Linked DNA regions of Homo sapiens: region 2 is linked to region 1. Evidence: chromatin loops called from intact Hi-C (ENCODE). Cell type or tissue: mucosa of descending colon. All regions are shown on one strand. Links, peaks and the distances in the headings refer to the core of each region. The heading gives the core; the rest is flanking DNA.

The links. A loop is a pair of places that touch in the nucleus more often than their neighbours do. Peaks named below come from ENCODE experiments on the same cell type or tissue, not always from the same donor. Only the 100,000 strongest peaks of a DNase experiment are listed, where the experiment ranks them.
Region 2: it touches region 1 in a loop (6-fold over the local background); 6 of 110 quality-filtered maps call a loop at or near these places.

The regions. Positions count from the first base shown.
Region 1 is chr16:8,938,783-8,943,782 of GRCh38, reverse strand. All of the region lies in intron 1 of USP7 (ubiquitin specific peptidase 7), which reads left to right. Among named protein-coding and RNA genes, the nearest start is that of USP7-AS1, 21 kb to the left of the region's middle. In mucosa of descending colon, for the core only: no CTCF peak of the experiment used is centred there; a DNase peak (open chromatin) is centred at 1,897.
Region 2 is chr16:8,874,297-8,891,531 of GRCh38, reverse strand. LITAFD (LITAF domain containing) reads right to left here and starts at 9,181. Exons shown (of 4, transcript NM_001395433.1): 1 at 9,022-9,181; 2 at 8,246-8,322; 3 at 7,067-7,209; 4 at 6,182-6,345. The coding sequence starts at 7,176. The coding sequence ends at 6,237. RefSeq lists enhancers at 1-34, 2,774-3,616, 8,544-9,044, 11,092-11,381 and silencers at 5,059-5,198, 13,491-13,606. In mucosa of descending colon, for the core only: no CTCF peak of the experiment used is centred there; DNase peaks (open chromatin) are centred at 5,331, 6,401, 6,721, 7,101 and 1 weaker place.

The sequences.
Region 1 (5,000 bases), core at 1-5,000:
GTGGTAACATTTCAAAATGAGTGAAAGGACATTCAACATTTTGATTTTAATACATATTGCCTTTGGGAAGGACAGTTGACTCTAGAAAAGTGTGTTCCCGCCAGCCATTCGACTCTACCCATATGCTAGACCTTCAGTACTGGTGGGCATCTCCATTGCTTTTCACCGTTAATCCAGCAGAGGAAGAGTGGTATCCCACGTTAACGAGGGAGGTGGAGCCTGTTGGTTAGTCGTTTGTGTTTCTCATGGCATTGGGGCCCTGCATTCTCGGTGTTGATCCTTTGGCTCTTGTGTGTCACAGATCTCCATCCAGGTAGGGGCATCCCTTGCCCTAACTGCATCTGTGCAGCTCGGTTCCGGCCGTGCGTGCTGCAACTTCTACTTGCATTGTGCTGCACAGTTGAGCAGATAATCCTGTTTCTTTTGCGGAGCAGACTATACATGTAGAAGCAGTACAGGCGTAATTATAAGCTCTTTACTTGTGCTGTATATTAAACCCCTCTCAGTGCACAACACAGCATTAAAACCAATCATCAGTGTTTGGACAGGCACTTTTGGTAGTTAGGATGATCTCTAGGGAACAGATGATTTTTACATAATGAAGCTAAACTGAAAGCTCCAAACAAATAGTTTTATTTAAGGATCACATATTATATGTGGCCTTCTTTGGGGCTTGGTTTTCATATAGCTAATTTACATCAGGATTATTTCAGCATATAGAGCAAAGCGTCAAAGTGGGTCCACTTTGAACACTCAGGCTCCACTGCCTTAAAGCCAGGTGGTCGGCTGACCTCAGGGCCCGCAGTGCCTGAAAAGGTACAGAACTGAAGGCAACCTAGCTTAGTAGGACAGGACTGTCCCCTGGAAATGGCTTTCCAGCCAGCCTAATGAGGGTGCATATGGCCAAATAACTGGAGGGTATAAAATCACAAAGTGGCTGGATGTGGTGGCTCATGTCTGTAACCCCAACACTTTTGGAGGCCGAGCTGGGAGATTGCTTGAGGCCAGGAGTTCAAGACCAGCCTGGACAACATAGTGAGACCCAGTCTCTACAAAAAAATACAGAAACTAGCTGAGTGTGGTGGTGTGCGCCTGTAGTCCCAGCTGCTCAAGAGCTTGAGGTGGGAGGATTGCTTGAGCCTGGGAGGTCATGGCTGCAGTGAGCCATGGTGGCACCACTGCACTCCAGCCTGCCCAACAGAGCGAGACCCTGTCTCAAAAATAAATAAGCCGTAAGCCAAATATTGTTAATAAGACCAGAGGGATTCAGAGTTACTTAGGAGGGCCCCCGTTTTAGAGTACACAGGGATCTACTTTGACAGGCTGGGGTGAGGTGCAGGTGGTCAGACCCTCACAGTGCTGCAGAACAGCAAAGGAGCTTGTCAGGAGACCCCTAGCATGTGATAAGGGTGGGACAGACCCCACTGCTTGATATTTGGCAAGGGCTGGTACCAGGATTCCCATGCTGGGGCTGTCTCAGGTCCGACAGACTCTCCACTGGGCATCCCAGTCACTCCGAGTGTCCCAGTACCTCCCAAGGACATGGATGGCTTCCTGTTCATTGGGTGGAGCACCTGCTGGGAGGGAACATTTTAGAGTGAAGTTAAGAATGCTTATCGTGGCCTTCAAGGCCCTCCATAGCTTTGGCCCTGCCCACCTTCCCCTTCCCACTGCCCTGTTCCTGTTCCTGTTGCGGTTTGCTCTACCTGGACTGCACTTTTCCATCTCTGGCCGGCAGGCTTCTTGCACTCTGTGCTTGCCACAGAATTTGCCACTCTGTGCTTGCCAGTTGTCTCCTCCTTCATGACTAAGGGACATGAACCAGCCCTGTGGCTGTCACTGTGTGCGTTTGCCCTCTATTGCAATGATCACCAAGGGACTTGCCTCCCACTTCCTAGTGAGCACCAGGAGACCAGGAGGCGTGTCCACCCAGTTCCCTGCCGAACCCTGGGCCCAGCCCATCTGTCAGAGACGGAGGCTTGGAAGGGTCAGTGGCTGGCCGGTGGTCTCACACCTGGGGAGAGGCAGGCCTGACTTCACAGCACGCACCACCCAACACAGCTGATCCTGGCTCTGCCCGTCCCCTCACTCCTCACCACACCAACACGGCCTGGTCTTTGTCTTTCCTGGTACCAAGCAAGGCTACAAGGTACTAGAAGGAAGATACTAAGCGAATTGGCAGACTAACTTATTTACACTCTGATGTTGCTATCGTGCGTGGACAAAAAAGCCGAAATGTGTTTTGGCTTAGGACAAGTTACTGGACATGTCGGTTGACCTGCGAGAAGAGGGTGGGCTCTGCTGAAATGCGGCTGGAGATACGTGCCTTTACCCCTCAGGTCCTTCCTGTCTGGAAAAGTAACGTATTAGGCTACAGAATAAGATGTTTTCTTTGTTAAAAAGTTGTTAACCGCAGACTGCAGGATATGTAGGGTATGTCCACCCTTTAGGGGATGCATGAAATCCTAGCTAATGGTAGCAGCTTAGAAAGGTGCTTTCAGGGTTATGTTTGAGCATAGTTAATTTTTCCACTTAGGTTCATGTTCTGGAATTGGCTCCTTCCAAGAGGTTTCAGGTATCCAGTCAGGCACAGAGGGCGTGAGGGCTGGGAAGTAATTTGGTGGTGGGGCGGGGGGTCCTCATGGGCATGGGGCATGGGCCCCATGTGAATTGGGCAGCAGCTCCTTGGCAAACATGGGCAGTGTGGCCTGGCCAGCACCTACCACTTTCCAATCAGTGGCTGGAAGGTGAACCTTGAGTCCCTGAGTGCTGGACGAGAAGAAGGGTCCTGGAGTGGGAGGAGAGAGAATTCTGTCCTGCTATTCCTGACTTTATTGTATCCTATTATGACCTTCACCCCCACTTGATTACCTCCAGGTTCTGGAGACTGTATATATTCCAGGTTCTGGACACTGTATATAAGTGATTCTCCTGCCTCAGCCTCCCAAGTAGCTTGGATTACAGGTGTGCGCCACCATGTCCGGCTAATATTCCAGGGCCCTACCTGAAGCCAGCTTGAGCTTCACCTAGGAGAGGCCTCGCAGAGGGGATTGATCTCACTCCACAGCCTCTGATCTTTCCCACTCCCTGGAAATGTCTAGAAGATGGCGGTCAGGAGCTTCTTAGGGAGTGTGGTAACTCCGTCTTTTTTGGCTGCCACCATCGTCCCTGTTTCTGTGGATGCCTCGGGAGCTTACAGGCTCCCACCTCTCCCTTTCTGATGCAGGGGCCATTGCTGTAACTGCCCCACCTCCCGCCCTGGGTTGCCTGGTCCCAAGGTAACCCCTGCCCTCCCACTCTGATCAACAGCCTTGATGGTGGCGCCCAGCTTCTTGGACATTCCTAGTACACCTTCTGCCTCTCGTTGTGTTCAAGAAGCCGAAGAGTTCTCCTGAGCACTGTGCTGGAGGCTGGTCCTGTGCTGGAGCTCACCAGAGCATTTGGCGGTGTTCTGGTTCTTGGATAACAGTGTTGACATTTGCCATTGGACAAAGCATGGTTAGCTACTTGCAGAGGCCAGATGTGTATATGACCTGGCTGTAGGATGCCTAGACAGGTGACCTGGCTATAGGATGCGTAGATAGGCAGCAGGATGGGAGCCACAGGACAGAGCTGTTTGTGAGAGCATCATTTGGAGTCACAAAAATACAGGAAAAACCTGGATGGAAACAGCCTTTTTTTTTTGGAGACAGAGTCTTGCTGTGTCACCCATGCTGGAGTTCAGTGGCATGATCTCAGCTCACTACAACCTTCGCCTCCCTGGTTCAAGCAATTCTTGTGCCTCAGCCTCCCAAGTAGCTTGGATTACAGGCATGTGCCACCATGCTTGGCTAATTTTTGTATTTTTAGTAGAGTCGGGGTTTCACCGTGTTAGCCAGGATGGTTTCAATCTCCTGACCTCGTGATCTGCCCTCCTTGGCCTCCCAAAGTGCTGTGATTACAGGCGTGAGCCACTGCGCTCGGCCAGAAACAGTCTTCTTTAGGGGAGTGGTTGATAAATCATGACAATGTTTTGGAGTTATTAAACTTACCCACGTAATGTGAATAGTATATGTGTTTTCCTTCATGAGAAAAAGTGCACGAGCAATGTACATGATATGTACATATGAACATTACATTGAGAATGCCTGGAGGTGAAACATTCATGGTTTCCTTCATGTTAGCACTCAGGGAAGGCCAGTTGATTTCTCCTTATCTATGTCTGCATTGTTGCTAGCTAACATTTGCTTGCTTGTGTTTACTTCTTTCAGAACTCAAAAGTAGAAATAAATAGAAACCAGGACCAGTCCAATATTTTCATAGCAGCTTTATTTGTGAATTTCCTCTATCTGGAAAGGACCCAGATGTCAGCAAGTGAATGGTCAAATGGCAGTCCATCCCTGCCATGATATCCTAGAGTACAGGAGAAAGGAACAACTCATTCCACACTGTGTCCATTTATATAGCATTGGTGAAGTGACAAGATCCCAGAGATGCAGAACATATGAGGGTTGCCGGGGATAATGGGGGAGCACGCACGCCGGGGTGGGTGGTCGTAACAGGGCCACTGGAGGGATCCTTGTGGTGTTGGAACTGTTCAGGATCTTAACTGTGGTGGTAGTGGACACACAAATCTACACAGTAAATAAAATTGTAGAGAACTAAATACACGTAAGTACATGTAAATGTGGAGAAATCTTCATTGGGTTGGTGGGTTACATCAGGACCCTGGCTGTTGATACTGCAGGCAGGGTAGTTTTGCAAAGTGGTGCTGTAAGGGGAAACTAGGAAAAGGGTATGGGATCTCTCCCTGTCCCTTGGTATTAATGGTGGATTGGTTCCAGGACCCCTCTCAGGGTGTCAAAATCCACAGATGCTCAAGTCTTCCTCATACAAAACAGTGTAGTATTTGCATATAATCTTCACACATCTTCCTATATAGTTTAAATTATCTCTACGTGGCTTATAATATCTAATACAGTGTAAATGCTATGTAAATAGTTGGTAGACTATTGTTTTGG
Region 2 (17,235 bases), core at 3,368-8,367, 56 kb after region 1:
TTTATGGTGCCAGGGATGGAAATTGTGAGTAGTTTAAAGTCTTAACTCTGAAACCACCTTCACAGTTAAAGCAAATGCGATAAAACCTATAGCACCTGGGCCGGATGCGGTGGCTCACACCTGTAATCCCAGCACTTTGGGAGGCTTGAGATCGGTGGATCACTTGAGGTCAGGAGTTCAAGACCAGCTTGGCCAGCATGGTGAAACCTTGTCTCTACTGAAAACGCAAAAATTAGCCGGGCATGGTGGTAGACACCTGCAGTCCCAGCTGCTCGGGAGGCTGAGGCCAGAGAATCACTTGAACCCAGGAGGCAGAGGTTGCAGTGAGCTGAGATCGTGCCACTGCACTCCAGCCTGGGTGACAGCGTGAGGGAGACTCCGTCTCAAAGCCATAGCACCTGAAGGTTCCTTGAATTACTAAGGTGAGGTGTGTAAGTAAGACATCTCTCTTGTGGTTTGGGCTTAGGCTAGGGTCAGAGTTGGTAAACTTTCTGTAAAAGGCCAGAGTAGGTATTGTGTGATGGTCTCTGTTGGGACTCTCAGCTCTGCCAACATAGCATGAACGCAGCCACAGACAACAATTGAGTGGCGAGGCTGTCCCCACAAAGCTTTGTTTTTAAAAACCCCTTTTGTAGGTTTACCAACCCTGGATTGCAGGGAAATGATCTGTCTTCATGGCTTGCTATAAGGGCCTCTTGGGCCAAGAGAGCTTCAGATTAGATAGCCGAGTCACTACCTCCTAGTGGTGTAGGTAGGTCCCCTGGGGAGGAGGGGAGTCAAGATAACAACCAGACCTTGCCAACCCCATTGGACTACATCCCTAAGACTTTTGTGTGAGGGAGTAATGGGTAGTGTTTCCGGCCAGCCTTGCTACCACCCTGTCCTCACCCAGTCGTGTTCATCAGAACTTTGTCGCGGTGGAGCTTCTGGCCACCTGTGGCTATAAAGCACTTGAAATGTGGCTTAAGTGGCAGAGGGGGTTGAATTTTAATTTTATTCTAATTTGCACATGTGGCTGATGTCTTCCTTACTGGGTATGCAGTTCTAACAAAACATTCCCCACCTCGGGAGTTACAGTGACTAACTCGAGGGCTGTTGAGTGCTGCGTGAAGCACAGGCGTTGGAGTGGGCGTTCTTTATGGCCTACTCCCTAAAGCCTTCGGGACATTGGTTTTCTGCGTGAGAACAGTTAAGGACAGACTTCCCCATCCCTGCGTCTTGGCTTTGGGGGAGATGGGTGCCTGTGCATCTTCTGCTGACTTACGTTTCGCAGCCTTTAACTGAGTGAGGCCTGGGAGCTGGAGGCCATGAATGGTCTGTGAGCAAAACTGCAGGTTCCAAAGGGAGGCCCCCTCCCATCAGCTCCAAGGGGTCACTGACCCCCTACATGCTGCCACCTGTCAATGACTGGATCTGGGGGTTCACAGCACAGTGCCTGCACAGCACGTGGACAACTTGGGAGAGGGAAGAAGTTACGGATTCAGACCACCCTTGAAGTCCAGTGCCCAGGAGTAAGAGACTGGCACCTCCTGTCCTTCCCCACCCGTACTCAGCATCACTCAGCCCTTTGAAGCTCATTGCTGCAAAGCTGGTTTTGCAGCGAGGAGGCAGAGAAAGGTGGTTAAGGCCAGCCCCTCCCTGGTGGTGAGGGTTAGTCCAGGAGCTGCTCAAGGTTCCCAGCTTGGCCTTGATGGCCCCTCCACGCCTTTATCCCACAGGGCGTGGCTCGAGGCCACGTGCACCTGGCGCATCTTTCTGCCCTGGCTGAGCTGAGAACTCCAGTAGGGAAATGGTATGGGTGGCATTGTGAGGAAGGCCACCAGCCACCAGCGAACTCTGCCCACGAGCTGGTGCCAGTGCCACACCTGCCCATTGGGCTCCTGTGAGAAGGTGGGGTGGGGGCTGTTCTGACTCTTGCCTCCGGCTAATTAGGAGGGACAGTAGCAAGAAACCCTTTGTGATAACCATTGTGCACAGTGAGCCAGCCCTGAGAGGTCAGCAGCGAGGCGTCTGGTGGCCCAAAGTAGGCCAGAACCCTGAGCCATGGGGGCTTGAGCCTTGCTCAGTGTGGAGCAGGCATTCAGACCCCCACTGGCTGCCCGCCTCACCTCCCTGTTCCAGGTAGCCCTAGCTCAGCCCTCCATGCGGGGTAGGATGGGGGCTGTCCCCAGTTTCAAATGAGGGTTCAGCAACTTGCCAAGCTCATCTGCCAGTGGTGGGCCGCCCCTCTGACAGGCCCCGAAGCTGGGGAAGAGGCCGGCCCTGGGCGTGGAAAGGGGTCAGGGAAAGGGGTGCAGGAGAAGGAAGCCCCGGCCCTGCCGTAGCCTGGCCCTGCGGCAAGGTCTTGGCATAGGAGAACCTGAGGCTTCCCTGGGACAAAGCCTCAGACACATGAACACCGAGAGGCTTAGAACAGTGGCTCAGGTCCTGTTGTCTAAGGCAGTGACTGCAGACACCCCGAGGCTTGGGTCTGGGGGTATTCCAGGGGACTGGGCCAAGGGACAGATGAAGTCCCGCCCCACTTGGCAGCCTCTCAAGACCCCAGTTCCTCTGCACCTACACCTTCAGACAGCGGAACTTGAGAAGCCTCGACTTTTTTTTTTTTTTTAATGTGTATTTTTGTTTGTCTTAGTTTTTTGAGATAGGGTCTCACCCCATCTCCAAGGCTGGAGTGCAGTTGTGCAGTCATGGCTCATTGCACCTTTGACCTCTTGGGCCCAAGCGATCTATCTGCCCCAGCCTCCCAACTGTCTGGCAGCACAGGTGTTACCACCATGCCCGGCTAATTTTTTAATTTTTTGTAGAGATAGGGTCTCCGTAGGTTGCCCAGACTGGTCTCAAACTCCTGGGCTCAAGTGATCTTCTCGCCTTGTCCTCCCAAAATGCTGAGATTACAGGGGTGAGCCACCTCGCCAAGCTGAAAATCCTGGATTTTCTATACGAATTGTCCTATTTCTAAGAGTTGGCAAGTGACGTTTTCCTAACACGGGGCAGTCTGCATCCAGAAGGCCTGGGGACTGATCCATAGAGTCATAGCAGAAGCTTGCAGCCATGCCAAGGACCTGGCCACCTCTGAAGGCACAATGGTGACTGACTCAGGCCGATGAAAGCTCTCCTGTGACTGAGGAAGACCTGGCACCCAGCCAGTCCACACTGAGTGAGCAGAGCCTGGCCGTGGTTGGACACTGTCCCTGGACTGCAGGCGCTCATGTCTCTGGAGCCATCTGGGAATCCGAGTGAAAGACAACAGTCTGGGTGGAATCAGAACGAGAGGCTCCAGCTGAACTCTGCAGATGGAGGGTTCAGGCTGTAGATGGGCCTTGCCAGCAAGACCGAGCAGCCCCCGATTGTCGCCTGCCACAGCCTGGCTGCTCTGCAGAGCCATCAAATCTCTCCCTCTGGATGGTGGAAGCCCGGTGGCTGGGCCCTCGTCCTAGGTGAGACCCTCACGCCTCACCTTGAGATAGATCCTGGATGGATGACCACCCGCCTCGTCCACCAGGGGCTTTTCTGTCTCCCTATGTTGACCTGGTGCCCGTGTCCTCATTTATTACAAATGAGAGGTTGCTTCCTTTGTCTTCAGGGACTTACTGGGGTTCCCAGGTACTAGCTGCCTAATTTGTGTCAGAAACTTCACCATCCAACCCTAAAAATCTTGCTGAGTCTCTGAAGTGGAAATGAAGGCTCTGGGGCCTGCAGCTAGTGTGGACCGGGAAGTTGTTCTCCCGATTTAGCCAGGCCTTTGGGTGGTGGCAAAGGCACAGGCATTGGGGCATTTTACTCCAGGGAAACCTGTCCCAGAACTTGTCCTTCCCCGGGGCTGGTGTGACCTAAGGACCTGTCAGCCCCATCATGCCAGGCTTTGGCCAAGATGGCTGTTGCCTGACCTGTGGCTTCCCGGAACCTCTACCTGCTGAAGACCACATGATGGAAGACAGGTAATGCTCCCTTCTATCCCTCTAGGCCTTTGGCCACAGACGTGCACACACACACACCCAGACCCTCAGCCACACACACACACACCCCCCTCCTCCAGGCCTTCAGCCACACGCGCGTACAAACATGCATTCACACACCCTTTCTTCCAGGCCTTCAGCCACACACATGCGCGTACACACATAAACACACACCCTTCCTTCCAGGCCTTCAGCCACACACACATGCACCCCTCACCTCTGTGCCTTCCTCCCTGATGCTGAACCCTGAGGACAGACCTATGTCTCCAGCGCTGATCTAGTTACTCAGCCTCAGCTTCCGCATCTGTAGGTTGGGGCAATAATGGGTCAATACCCCATCGGTGTGAGCCTTACAGCTCCCCCAGCCACATTTTAGTGAAGACGGCTTCACGTGCCCCCAGCTCCCAATTACTTCTTCCCCCAATTCTTCCCTTACTTCTTTTCTCCCCTCTGTGAAATTCATCTTATTTGAAAACATGACGAGTAGAACAATATTTCTACTTTACAAAATTTATTAACTTTTTGAGACCCTTTCACCTAGGCTGGGGTGCAGTGGCATGGTTAGGGCTCACTGCAGCCTCGACCTTCCAGGCTCAAGCAATCCTCCCACCTCAGCCCCACAGGTAGCTGGGACTACAGGCACTCATCACCATGCCCCGGCCCCGCATTTCAGTAGAAACGAGGTCTTGCTATGTTGCCCGGGCTGGTCTAGAACTTCTGGACTCAAGCAATCCTTCCACCTTGGCCTCCCAAAGTGCTGGGATTACAGGCATGAGTCACCGTGCCCAGCCTATTCTGCAAAATTTAAGTCCTTTAGTGGTGACACTGGATTCTCCTCTACCCCGTCGTCCCCCTCCTGACCGTGTCTGCAGGCAGACCCTGAAAGGGGTCCTATTCATCAGCTTATTTGGGGCTTGTTAATGTCCACCTTCCTCCACAGCAGCTCTGCCGGGAGTCCTGTAAGGCTGCAGCTGTACGGGAGTCTTAAGGGTTAAACCTCTTGGTGGGAGGCCAGACAGATCAGGGCAGACTTGCCCCATCCTAGCTTCTATAACCCGCCTGTCCCCGCCAGGCCCTGGGATACAGAGGCGAGCCAAGACCTCACAAACCACCTGGGGAAAGTGACACACCAGAGAGCGGGTGACCAGACTGACAGGGCAGGGGCTGATTGGAGGGCTGGACGCTGCTGGGAGCAGCCTGGGGAGGTCGGGTGGGTGGTGAGGGAGTGGCACTCGGTCCTATCTGGCTGGGGTGGGCAGGGGAGCTGGAGCCAGCTCACAGATGGCCTCAAGGGGCCCCAGGGGAAGCATGTGGACTTGGGCTGAGAGAGGCACTTTGTCGGCAGGTGTCGGGCATAGTCCGAGCAATTCCAGATCCTCACCCACAAGAATCACCGGCTCAGTGCCGGCCACTGGCTGCTGGAGAACAGCAGGAGCAGGAGAGACTCTCGATAGGGAAACCCGGGGCTGCTGCCTCCTTCAAGGAGGGGATAAAGCAGAGGAAATGAATCACTGCAGGGCAAGAAGGACAGGACTGAAGGGCTGCCCTGGAGGGGGCACTGCCACCCACTCTTGTCCCAGCTACTAGGCCCAGGAGAAGAGAGAGGAGGGAGTTACTGTGAGACCTGTTGGCTCTGCAGGGCCTCAAGCATCCTAGGGAGAAGGTTGTGGGTGGGATGCAGGAGCTGGCGACGGAAGCATCGGGTGTGACAGGAGGAGCCAAGGCCAGACCCTGAGGAGCACTGGCCAAGTGACAAACCCACCAGCAGGGGCTGGAGAGCTGCTGCAGCCCAGGAGATGGGGTCTTTGGGGAAGGGAGGGAGAGTGCCAAGGGCTACAGAGAACCCAGTCAGGTAGGAGCGAAGGAGCAAGTGCACGTAGGATGTTGCACTTAGCAACGGAGCCACTGGTCAAGAAGGCAGTGGCAGGGCCCAGAGTAAGCCCGGTTGTGGGTTGAGGTGCATGCAGTGGGTGAGGATGTGGCTATCAGGGAGAACAGGTCTCTCCTTCCGGCTGGAGTTGCAGGGAGATAGTTTTCCCAAAGAGGCAGAGGCTTGAGCTGATGGGAGGGAGCCCAGAAAGATGGGGCTGAACTATGGACTGTGGCTCTAAGGAGTCAAAAGAGGGTGAACGGTGGACAGGACGGCGCGGCCCCCACACACTCAACGTGGGCTCCCAGAGCACCAGCGGCCACCCAATCTCCTGGGCTGACAGAGCAGAAGGTAAGGACATAGACACGGGTGTGCCCAGGTGGCACCCCTGGCATTTATTTCTTGGGGGCTCACAGGCGGTGGTAGTAGAAGAGCTCGCGCTGACACACGGGACACGAGTGCTTCACGTCCATTAGGCTCCTTATGCAGAATGCCAGGAAGCAGCAGCCCAGGACGTACCTGCAGCCCCGGAGCGGAGGCTGGGCGTGAGCGGGGCCACCTCTCACTGTACGCTGGACGCACCTGGGACCCAGGCAGAGTCTGGGAGGGGCCTGGGCGTGTGTGTGTATGTTTGAGACAGAGTCTCACTCTGTATCCCAGGCTGGAGTGCAGTGGCGTGATCTTGGCTCACTGCAACCTCTGCCTCCCCTGCCTCAGTCTCCTGAGTAGCTGGGATTACAGGCACGTGCCACCACACCCGGCTAATTTTGTATTTTTAATAGAGTTAGAGACAGGGTTTCAGCACATTGGTCAGGCTGGTCTATAACTCCTGACCTCAAGTGACGCACCCACCTCGGCCTCCCAAAGTGCTGGGATTACAGGCATGAGTCACCGCGCCTGGCCCCTCTGTGTGTTTCAAAACTCCACAGCTGAGAGGTAAGAGCCATCCTGAACCCGCAAGCTCTTGGCTGCTGGTGACAGCAGCAGCTGCCGTGGGTGTCCTAAGCTGGCTGCTTTGTAGGCATCACTCACCCCTCCACTCCCTGCTGTTCTCATGGGAGGTCCCTGGGTCAGAGGGCTGCCGCCTCCTCTCAAGGAGGTAATGGCCCCACCCAACTGGCCTCCCCTATGCTTGGTCCTGCTATTTTCCCCGAAAGCTCCCCCTACCCTGCAGGGACCCACCCGGACCCACCCCTACCAATGCTCAGGCCTCTGCAGCGGCGGAGGGGCGGCCACTCACCCGAACAGGAAGAGGGTGGTACACAGCAGCCAGGTGAGGGCACCCGGGACAAAGGTCGTCACCGTGATGATGCGGTTTCCACAGTAGGGACACACGGCCTGCACCGGCATGGACGTCCCCACCACGGACATGCCGGCATACAGCTGTGGGAGTGGGAAGCGGGAAGCAGGTGGGACCCCCCGGGGCCAGGACCCCTGTGGCTTCTCAATTCCCATGGGCTGTCGGTGCTCACCTGAGATGGGGAGATGCTGGGATCTGGAGACTGGGGACCTGATATGTGGGGGTGTGGTGTGGCTCCCCCACCCCGGTTTGGAGGAAACTAAGGAAAGAAGTGTTCTTAGCTGGAAGTGGGGTTTCCAGTGGGCTCTAAGGGTGCTTTTTTCTTTTTTCTTTTTATTTTGGAGACGGAGTCTCACTCTGTCGTCCAGGCTGGAGTGCAGTGGTGCGATCTCAGCTCACTGCAACCTCCGCCTCCCGGGTTCAAGCGATTCTCCTGCCTCAGCCTCCTGAGTAGCTGGGACTATAGACATGTGCCATCACACCCGGCTTATTTTTGTATTTTTAGTAGAGATGGGGTTTTGCCATGTTGGCCAAGCTGGTCTTGAACTCCTGACCTCATGCGATCCACCTGCCTTGGCCTCCCAAAGTTCTGGGATTACAGGCCTGAGCCACCGCACCTGACCTAAAGGGTGCTTTTCAATGGTGACGTCATCTTCACTGTGCCCTCCAGGAATCTATCCAACCCAGCAGTTCTGAATCTGGAGACTGCCTGAGAATTCCTTGGAAAATTTGTTTAAATTCCCAAAACCCAGGCCCCACCTGGGGGGCTCGGCCTTCCCCTCCTCTGTGGCCTGAGGGGTGGTGTGTTTGCAGAGTAGAGAACGGGAGTCTACTCCATAAAAATTTCCTGAGTGCCTACTGTATACAGGCCCCATCCACCAGTGATTTCCCTCTGGAGAGAGATGCTTCGGTGGCCACTGGCAACACAGCCAGCATGGGAGCAGGGGCAGCTGGCCAGCTGCGGGGTCCCACAGCTACGGGGTCAGGGGAGGAGAACTTGCCAGAGGATGTGCTGTTTGGGCAGAGTCTTGGTCAGAGGTCAGGAAAGAGAATATTCTGGGCAGCTCCGAGCAGGGGACAGAAAGCGACAAGGGAAGGCCGGCAGGGGCACTCACCTACCTGAACAACTTGGGGGCCTTCAAAGTACATCTGGTGAGGAGGACCATAGGGAGGAGGGGGACCAGCAGGATAAGGATCTTTAGGAGAGAGAAAGAAAAGCACCCTCAGATCAGTGGGCTCACTGTATGCCAGGGACTTAGCTCAAAACTTAGGCCCGGATGCAGTGGCTCACACCTGTAATCCCAACACTTTGGGAGGCCAAGGCAGCAGAGCACCCGAGATCAGGAGTTCGAGACCAGTCTGGCCAACATGGTGAAACCCCATCTCAACTACAAATACAAAAATTAGCCGGGCACAGTGGCGCACGCCTGTAATCCCAGCTACTCGGGATGCCGAGGCAGGAGAATCACTTGGAAAACAGATTCTGAAAGATTCGGTAACTTTCCCAATTCCACACCAACATGGCCAGGCAGCCCCAGGGCCAGGACAGCCTCTGCCTCCTGCTGCCTCCACGCTCAGCCTCGGTTGTCTCTGGCCACGGGCAGGAGCGTCATACCTGATGTGGGGGAGTCATTAGTCTCATTTGGCGACTTCCTTGCAACACTTTAAGGGAGAGTACAGCACGTTGAAAGCCCCACTGCCCAATGGTCTCTATTGGGTTCCGTGGCCCCCTGATTGGTGGGGACAGTAGGATTTCGGGGAAGGGTGGTGAGGACTGAGGGCAGCCCCCAGCTCAGCACAGGGACCCTCGTCTCCTCTCTGCTTCCTGCGGTCTCCAGAGTAGACTTCTTCCCGGTCCCTGCCAGCCCTGGCCCCTGAATGAGGGGAGCCCTCACCCGGGGATGATTCCATCCTGGTGCTCTGGAGGGCCTCTGTCCCAGCAACAGTGCCTGGGCAGCACCGTGTTCTGAGCTCCGAGTGCTCATGTGCTTATTTCTAGGAATTCTCATGAGGAGGCCCGGTTGCCAGGAGGTGTGAGGAGCTGGGGCCACACCTGTCCACCTCTTGCTGGGCCTGGCTCCAGTAGAACAGCCATTGTGATGTGTGCCTTCACTGTGGCCTCATCCTCACTTCCTGCAGGAGGAGGGCAGGGGCTTCCCGTGGGCATGGCTTGAACAGCCTTTGGAGATGGCCCTGCTCCATGTTTCCACGGCCCCACATGGTGGGTGGGTGGGAGATTGCTGACGGCTGGGTGGGGAAACTGATCAAGGGTCTGAAATATAGTCCTGTTAGAGCCCAGCCATTCTGTTTGGAGGAATTTATCCTGAGGGAGCTAACCAGATGTATGTGAAGATCTAATTGTAGCATGTTCATGTCCTCTTAGGAATGTGGCTGGGCACGGTGGCTCACGCCTGTAATCCCAGCACTTTGGGAGGCCGAGGCAGGCAGATCACTTGAGCTCAGGAGTTTGAGACCAGCCAGGCCAACATGGTGAAACCCTGTCTCTACTAAAAATACAAAAATTAGCCGGGCGTGGTGGCACGTGTCTGTAATCCCAGCTACTCAGGAGGCTAAGGCAGAAGAATCACTTGAACCTGGAGGCAGAGTTTGCAGTGAGCCCAGATCGCGCCACTGCACTCCAGCCTGGGCAAGAAGAGTGAAACTCCATCTAAAAAAAGAAAGAAGAAATGTAGGTATGTATAGGTTCATATGTCCACACATATTCATGGTGTAAATGTGTGTGTGTTTACCTGCTCAAAAGTCCAGTCTGCCTCCTGCTTATTCAGCTTTATGAGCTTGGGCAAGGTCCCACTTTTTTCTTTTTGCCTTGAGACAGGGTCTTGCTCTGTGGCCCAGGCCAGAGTGCAGTGGCGTAATCATAGCTCACTGTACCCTCAAATTCCTGGGCTCAAGTCTTCCTCCTCACCTTAGCCTCTGGAGTAGCTGGGACTACAGGTGCTTACCACCATGCCTGGCTAATTTTTTCTTATTTTTAGTAGAGATGGGGTCTCACTATATTGCCCAGGTTGGTCTTGAACTCCTGGCCTCATGTGATCCTCTTGCCTCGGCCTCCCAAAGTGCTGGGATCGCAGGTGTGAGCCACCATGCCTGGCCCCCACCTTTCTTTAAACCTCCATCCCCTCCCTGCCTCATCTGTAAAATAGGGGTAATAAGAAGCTCATAGGGTTGTTGTGAAATCAGATGACATAACCCAGGTGAGGGGTCTGCTCTTGATGTGGTCCATGAAGCCAGCATTCTTTTTTTTTGCCTGCTTCATTTTCCCTTCATAATGAAGCCAGCATTATTATTGTAAAATGCAAATGGCTTCAATGGCTCAGAAGAGGAACTCCCAATTATAGACCTCATCCTCTGCGCCAATGGCAGGCCAAGGGCTTTACACAAGGATACAGCCAGGAAGGGCAAAGTCAGGATTAGATGCAGCTGTGGGACACCAATCTGATGCTACCCCAGATCCTTTTTTTTTTTTGAGGCGGAGTTTTGCTCTTGTTGCCCAGGCTGGAGCGCAATGGCATGATCTCGGCTCGTGGCAACCTCTGCTTCCCGGGTTCAAGCAATTCTCCTCCCTCAGCCTCCCAAGTAGCTGGGATTACAGGCATGTGTCACCACACTGGGCCCATTTTGTATTTTTAGTAGAGATGGGGTTTCTCCATGTTGGTCAGGCTGGTCTCAAACTCCCAACCTCAGGTGATCTGCCCGCCTCAGCCTCTCAAAGTGCTGGGATTACAGGCGTGAGCCACTGCTCCAGGCCTGGGCTTCCTGTACAGACTTGAAGTTACACATTTTGGGAAGGGTTAGGGACCGCCTCCTTCCCTGGGGATTTTGAAGCGATGGTCCCCCTAACACACGTCGGGACCCCAGGCGTGATGTCTGAACTGGGGAAGCCTTGAGGGTGAATGGATGAGGGAGCTGATGGGGGGATGCTCTCTGGCGCTGCCCTTCCCGGCCATCGCCACCAGGGGGCAGCACCGGGCTTCCATGAGTCCGCCTCAATTTCTCCCTCTTCAGGTTCTGTGCCCCAAACCCTGCCATGGGGCGAGGACTCCTCTCTCCCACCCCATAACCCACAGGCCCGGCCGGAAAAGGTGGCAAAGCCAGCCGAGGTCACACAGCACGGCTGCGGGAGAGCTGAACTAGACCCCAGGCCCTCAGCACCCAGGGCACAGTGCCCCACCAGGAAGCTGCATGGGTCAGGGCTTCTGGAAGACTGGATTTTTGTGTTTTTTTTTAAACCTCTTCATCCCCCAGGCCGGGCGCGGTGTCTCACGCTTGTAATCCCAGCACTTTGGAAGGCCGAGGCGGGCGGATCACGAGGTCAGGAGATCGAGACCATCCTGGCTAACCAGGTGAAACCCCGTCTCTACTAAAAAATAGAAAAAATTAGCCGGGCGTGGTGGCGGGCGCCTGTAGTCCCAGCTACTCGGGAGGCTGAGCCAGGAGAATGGCGTGAACCCGGGAGGCGGAGCTTGCAGTGAGCCGAGATCGCGCCACTGCACTCCAGCCTGGGCGACAGAGCGAGACTCCGTCTCAATAAAAAAACAAAACAAAACAAAAAAAAAACACCTCTTCATCCTCCAAATAAGGCCTGGCACAGAGGAGGATGAAGTTGGTCAAACTGTGGGCTCTCTCCGAGCTGTATGACTCTGAACAGGTGTCTTCTCCTCGGTGAGCCTCAGTTTCCTCCCCTGCAAAAATAATACCTTCTGCTGAGAGTGTTATGAGCTGGGCACGGTGGCTCACCCCTGTAATCCCAGCACTTTGGGAGGTCGAGGCAGACAGATCACCTGAGGTCAGGAGTTCGAGACCAGCCTGGCCAACATGGCGAAACCCTGTCTCTACAAAAATACAAAGATCACCTGGGTGTGGTGGTGCACAGCTGTAATCCCAGCTACTTGGGAGGCTGAGGCAGGAGAAGGAGGAGGTTGCAGTGAGCTGAGATTGCACTCTGGCCTGGGCAACAGAGCAAAACTCAGTCTCAAAGAAAAAAGAAAAGAACAAGAAAAAAAGATTGCTTAAATGACTGAAGAATGAAAGAAATCCATGGGTCGGGCGCAGTGGCTCAGCCTTGTAATCCAACACTTTGGGAGGCCCAGGCATGAAGATCACTTGAGGTCAGGAGTTCGAGATCAGCCTGATCAACATGGTGAAACCCCATTTCTACTAAAAGTACAAAAATTAGCCGGGTGTGGTGGCATGCACCTGTAATCCCATCTACTTGGGAGGCTGAGGCAGGAGAATCGCTTAAACCCAGGAGGCGGAGACTGCAGTGAGCCGAGATTGCACCACTCCACTCCAGCCTGGGTGACAGTGAGACTCTGTCTCAAAAAAAAAAAAAAAAAGAAAGTTATCCACGTGAAGCACTTACCTCCATACTTGGCACATGGAAAGCTTGCAGTAAGTTGGCAATTAATATTAACATATTAACAAGAACCATGACAATCAACTCAATTAGCAGAGTCACAAAGGCCAGGGCAGGGGGCAGGCCACCCAGGAATGCAATGAGCCTGGAGTTTTGGCAGCTGGGGACCTGGGGAGTCCCGTGTGGGGCCTTTCCTGCTATGTGATTTAGGGCACCGGACTCCCGTCTCTGGGCTACGCTTTCTTTTGTGCAATGAGGAAGACTCTGTGGCCAGGGCTGTTTATGGGAAAAGGAGATGGGACATTTTTTCCTTCCTACTCATCTTCTTTTCCCAGAAGGGCCCAGCTTGAGCAGAGGCGATGAGATAATAAGGAAGAAGGAATTGGAGGAATGAGCTGTACCTGTAATTATTGCACAATCCGTGTGGGGGGTTGGGTTACAGAGGGGCCTGGATTACAGAGGGGCCTGGAGATGGGGCAGTGGCTTGTTCCTGCCTGGGGAGGGGCTGGCTGCCCCCAGAACCCTGCCTTCCTCACTCTGGCTCAGCAGTGGGGTCCCATATATCTCATCTGCATGTGGACCCTGGAGTCCTAGGGTGGGGACTTGCTGGGTCATACTGGGGCATCCCCTAACCTCTCTGGGTTGAATTTCCGGTTCTGCTAACCTCCCAGACTGCCTTACCTGCCAGCTTGTGGTGGGGAGTGGATGGGTCGGGCAGGATGGGGGTGAATGAGGTATAGGGGCTGCTGTAGGCACCACCCTCCCTACTCCAGCCACATTGCTTACTCAGGGAGAGAAAAGTAGGGGGAGGAATTCTCGTTCCCAGGAACTGATGGAGGACCCCCAGCTGAAGGGAAGAGGGTGTTTCAGGGCCATTTCTTCCCCAGCAGCTGCCGTCTGTCCATCTATCCATCCCTGCGTCCCGTTCCCTCAGAGCCTGGAGGTCTGCCTGGTGGAGGAGGAAGGGCTATCTCCAGATTGAGAAAGCCTCAGGGTGTGGATGTGATGGGAGAATGTGGTTGTGTGTGCTTCCACCTGCGTGTATTTGTGTGGGAGATGTGTGTGTCGGGTGTGTGGAGTGTCTGTGTGTCAAGCAGCATTTTTTTTTTCTTTTTTAGAAACAGTCTTGTTCTTGTCACCCAGACTGGAGTGCAGTGGGGCGATCTCAGCTCACTGCAACCGCCACCTCCCAGGTTCAAGCGATTCTCCTGCCTCAGCCTCCTGAGTAGCTGGGACTACAGCCATGCACCATCACGCCTGGCTAAATTTGTGTATTTTGGTAGAGATGGGGTTTCACCATGTTGGCCAGGCTGGTCTCGAACGCCTAACCTCAAGTGATCCTCCTATCTTGGCCTCCCAATATGCTGGAATTACAGGCGTGAGCCACTGTGCCCGGCCCGCCCTCATTCTTTAACGTGCATTTATTGAGCACCTAATATATGCCAGGCACACAAAACTGAGCAAGGCAGATGAGGTGCTTACTTACCCCAAGAAGCCCACATTTTAGTGAAGGAAACAGATGCCAGACACATTCTTCTTTTTTTTTTTTTTCTTGAGATGGAGTCTTGCTCTGTCACCCAGGCTGGAGTGCAGTGGCGCAATCTCGGCAAGACTCCGTCTTGGAAAAAAAAAAAAAAAAGAAAGTGCCAAGATCCACTTGCTGTTCTGACAGGACCCCCGAGTCTACTGTGCAGAGGAACAGTGGCGGGGATTGGGCCAAAGACAGGAGGTGACTGTCCAGAAGGAAGTGGCCCTAACAGAGAGCATGGACACTGTACAGGGGAAGCAAGTGTGCCCAGAGCCTGAGGTCCCAGCCCCCTCTTCTCTGAGACCCCTGGCAGAAGGATGCTTCCTGGGGAGGGGGCTTCATCTACACGGCTTGTGGGGGGCGCAGTGGGGCAGCACAGGGGCCCAGGTTCCAGTCCTAGCCTGGCCCGCAATTGCTGCATGGTTTGGGGGGAGCTGATCCGAGCCTCATTTCCCCATCTGTAGAATGGGACAATAACTCTCCTGCCCACGTTCCCCGCAGCACCATTCACAACAGCCAAGATTAAGAAGCAATCTAAGGCTGGGCGTCGTGGCTCACACCTGTAATCCCAGCACTTTGGGAGGCTGAGGTGGGTGGGTCACCTGAGGTCAGGAGTTCGAGACCAGCCTGGCCAACATGGTGAACCCTCATCTCTACTAAAAATACAAAAATTAGCCGGGCGTGGTGGCAGATGCCTGTAATCCCAGCTACTTGGGAGGCTGAGGCAGGAGAATCGCTTCAACTTGGGAGGCGGAGGTTGCAGTGAGCCGAGATCCTGCCACTGCACTCCAGCCTGGACAACAAGAGTGAAACTCTGTCTCAAAAACAAACAAACAAACAAACAAAAAGTAATAAATTTAAATGTCATTCATCAGTGGATGAATGGGTAGAGAAAATGCAGTACCTAAACATGATGGAATATTATTCAGCCATAGAAGAATGAGATCCTTGGCCAGGTGCGGTGGCTCACACCTGCAATCCCAGCACTTTGGGAGGACAAGGCAGGCAGATCACCTGAGGTAAGGAGTTTGAGACCAGCTTGGCCAACGTGGTGAAACCCCATCTCTACTAAAAATACAAAAATTAGTGGGAGAATCACTTGAACCAGGGAGGTGGAGGGTATAGTGAGCTGCGACTGCGCCACTGCACTCCAGCTTGGGCGGCAGGGTGAGACTCTGTATCAAACAAAAACAAAAATAACATATACCCCACAAATATACAGAACTATTATGTATTTATAATAATCAAAATTTAAAAATTTAAAAAAAATTATCTGTACCATGCTTTAACATGTGCCTGGCACTCCACAAGGGCCTGGAACTTTGAGGCTATTGTCATTACCGGGGCCCCACCCAGACTTCAGCAAGAAGTGTTTTGAAAATCAAGTAACAGCATTAATCATTGCTTACCATGTGCTAGGCTGCCCACTAAGCATTCTATACACGCTCTTCCACTTCCACAACACAACAGCTTTACTATCAAGGTGGGTGCTGACATTGTCTCCATTTTACAGATGAAGAAACGGAGGTGCGGAGCAGAGAAGCGACCTGGTCAAGGAACCCAGTGGCAGAGTCAGACCCCCACCTCCTCACCTGTCCCCAGAGCCTGTGCTCTTAGCCCAGCACAGCTGAATGGGATCCCTCCTCATCCAACTCACCCAAATACCTTTCAGAAGATGTAAAGTGGCTTCTCAAAAGGATCAAAGAGGCCAGGCACGGTGGCTCACACCTGTAATCCCAGCACTCTGGGAAGCCGAGGCGGGTGGATCACCTGGGGTTAGGGGTTTGAGGCCAACCTGACCAACATGGTGAAACCTCGTGTCTACTAAAAATACGAAAATTAGCTGGGCGTGGCGGCAGGCACCTGTAATCCCAACTGCCTGGAAGACTAAGGCAGAATTCCTTGAACCTGGGAGGCAGAGGTTGCAGTGAGCTGAGATTGTGCCATTGCACTCTAGCCTGGGCGATACAGTGAGACTCCGCCTCAAAAAAAAAAAAAAAATCAGATCAAAGAATAAGATAGAATCAGGAGGCTGGGCACGGTGGCTGCTGCCTGTAATTCTAGCACTTTGGGAAGCCAAGGCAGGAGGATTGCTTGAGCCCAGGAGTTCCAGACCAGCCTGGGCAATAATGTGAGACCCTGTTTCTACAAATAATAAAAATACAAATAATTAGCCAGGTGTGGTGGTGCATGCCTGTGGTCCCAGCTACTTGGGAGGCTGAGCGGGAGGACTGCTTAAACCTGGAGGTAGAGGCTGCAGTGAGCGGTGATCACGCCACTGCACTCCAGCCTGGGCAACAAAGCAAGACCCTATCTCCAAAAAAAAAAAGAAAAAAAAAGGCCGGGCGCGGTGGCTCACGCCTGTAATCCCAACACTTTGGGAGGCTGAGGTGGGTGGATCATGAGGTCAGGAGATCGAGACCATCCTGGCAAACATCGTGAAACCCCGTCTCTACTAAAAATACAAAAAATTAGCCAGGCTTGGTGGCGGGTGCCTGTAGTTCCAGCTCCTCGGGGGGCTGAGGCAGGAGAATGGTGTGAACCCGGGAGGTGGAGCTTGCAGTGAGCTGAGATCGCAACACTGCACTCCAGCCTGGGCAACAGAGTGAGACTCCGTCTCAAAAAAAAAATAAAATAAAAAAGAAAGAAAGAAACAGGAAACGGTGCAGAATATATGTCTGACCTTGTCAGCAGGGTGAGCAGGGTGGGGTGAATACCCCAGAAGCCGCAAAGGGAAAGAGGGTCAGCAGGTTTGACCACGTGGAATCAGAGAGAGGCAGTGCCCCCCAGCCCCAGCCCCATCCCACCCATTGCCTATGCCTGCTCCCCACCTTCTGCAACAGGAAGAGCTCCAGCCAAGCCTGGGCCTCTCGGGTGTTTTCTGGCATAAACTCTGAGCTTTACTTCTCATCCTACCAGCCACCAGATCCCCGTTCTCTAAGAAACATTTGCAGTGGGCCCTTTGCCATCCCGGGATGAAATCCATAGAAATTTATGTTTCTTAACACACATGTTAAGAGAAAGTTCAGGCTGGGCACAGTACCTCATGCCTGTAATCCCAGCACTTTGGGAGGCCAAGACGGGTGGATCACTTGAGGTCAGGAGTTTGAGACCAGCCTGGCCAACATGGTGAAACCCCCTCTCTACTAAAAATACAAAAATTAGCCAGGCGTGGTGGCATGTGCCTGTAATCCCAGCTATTCG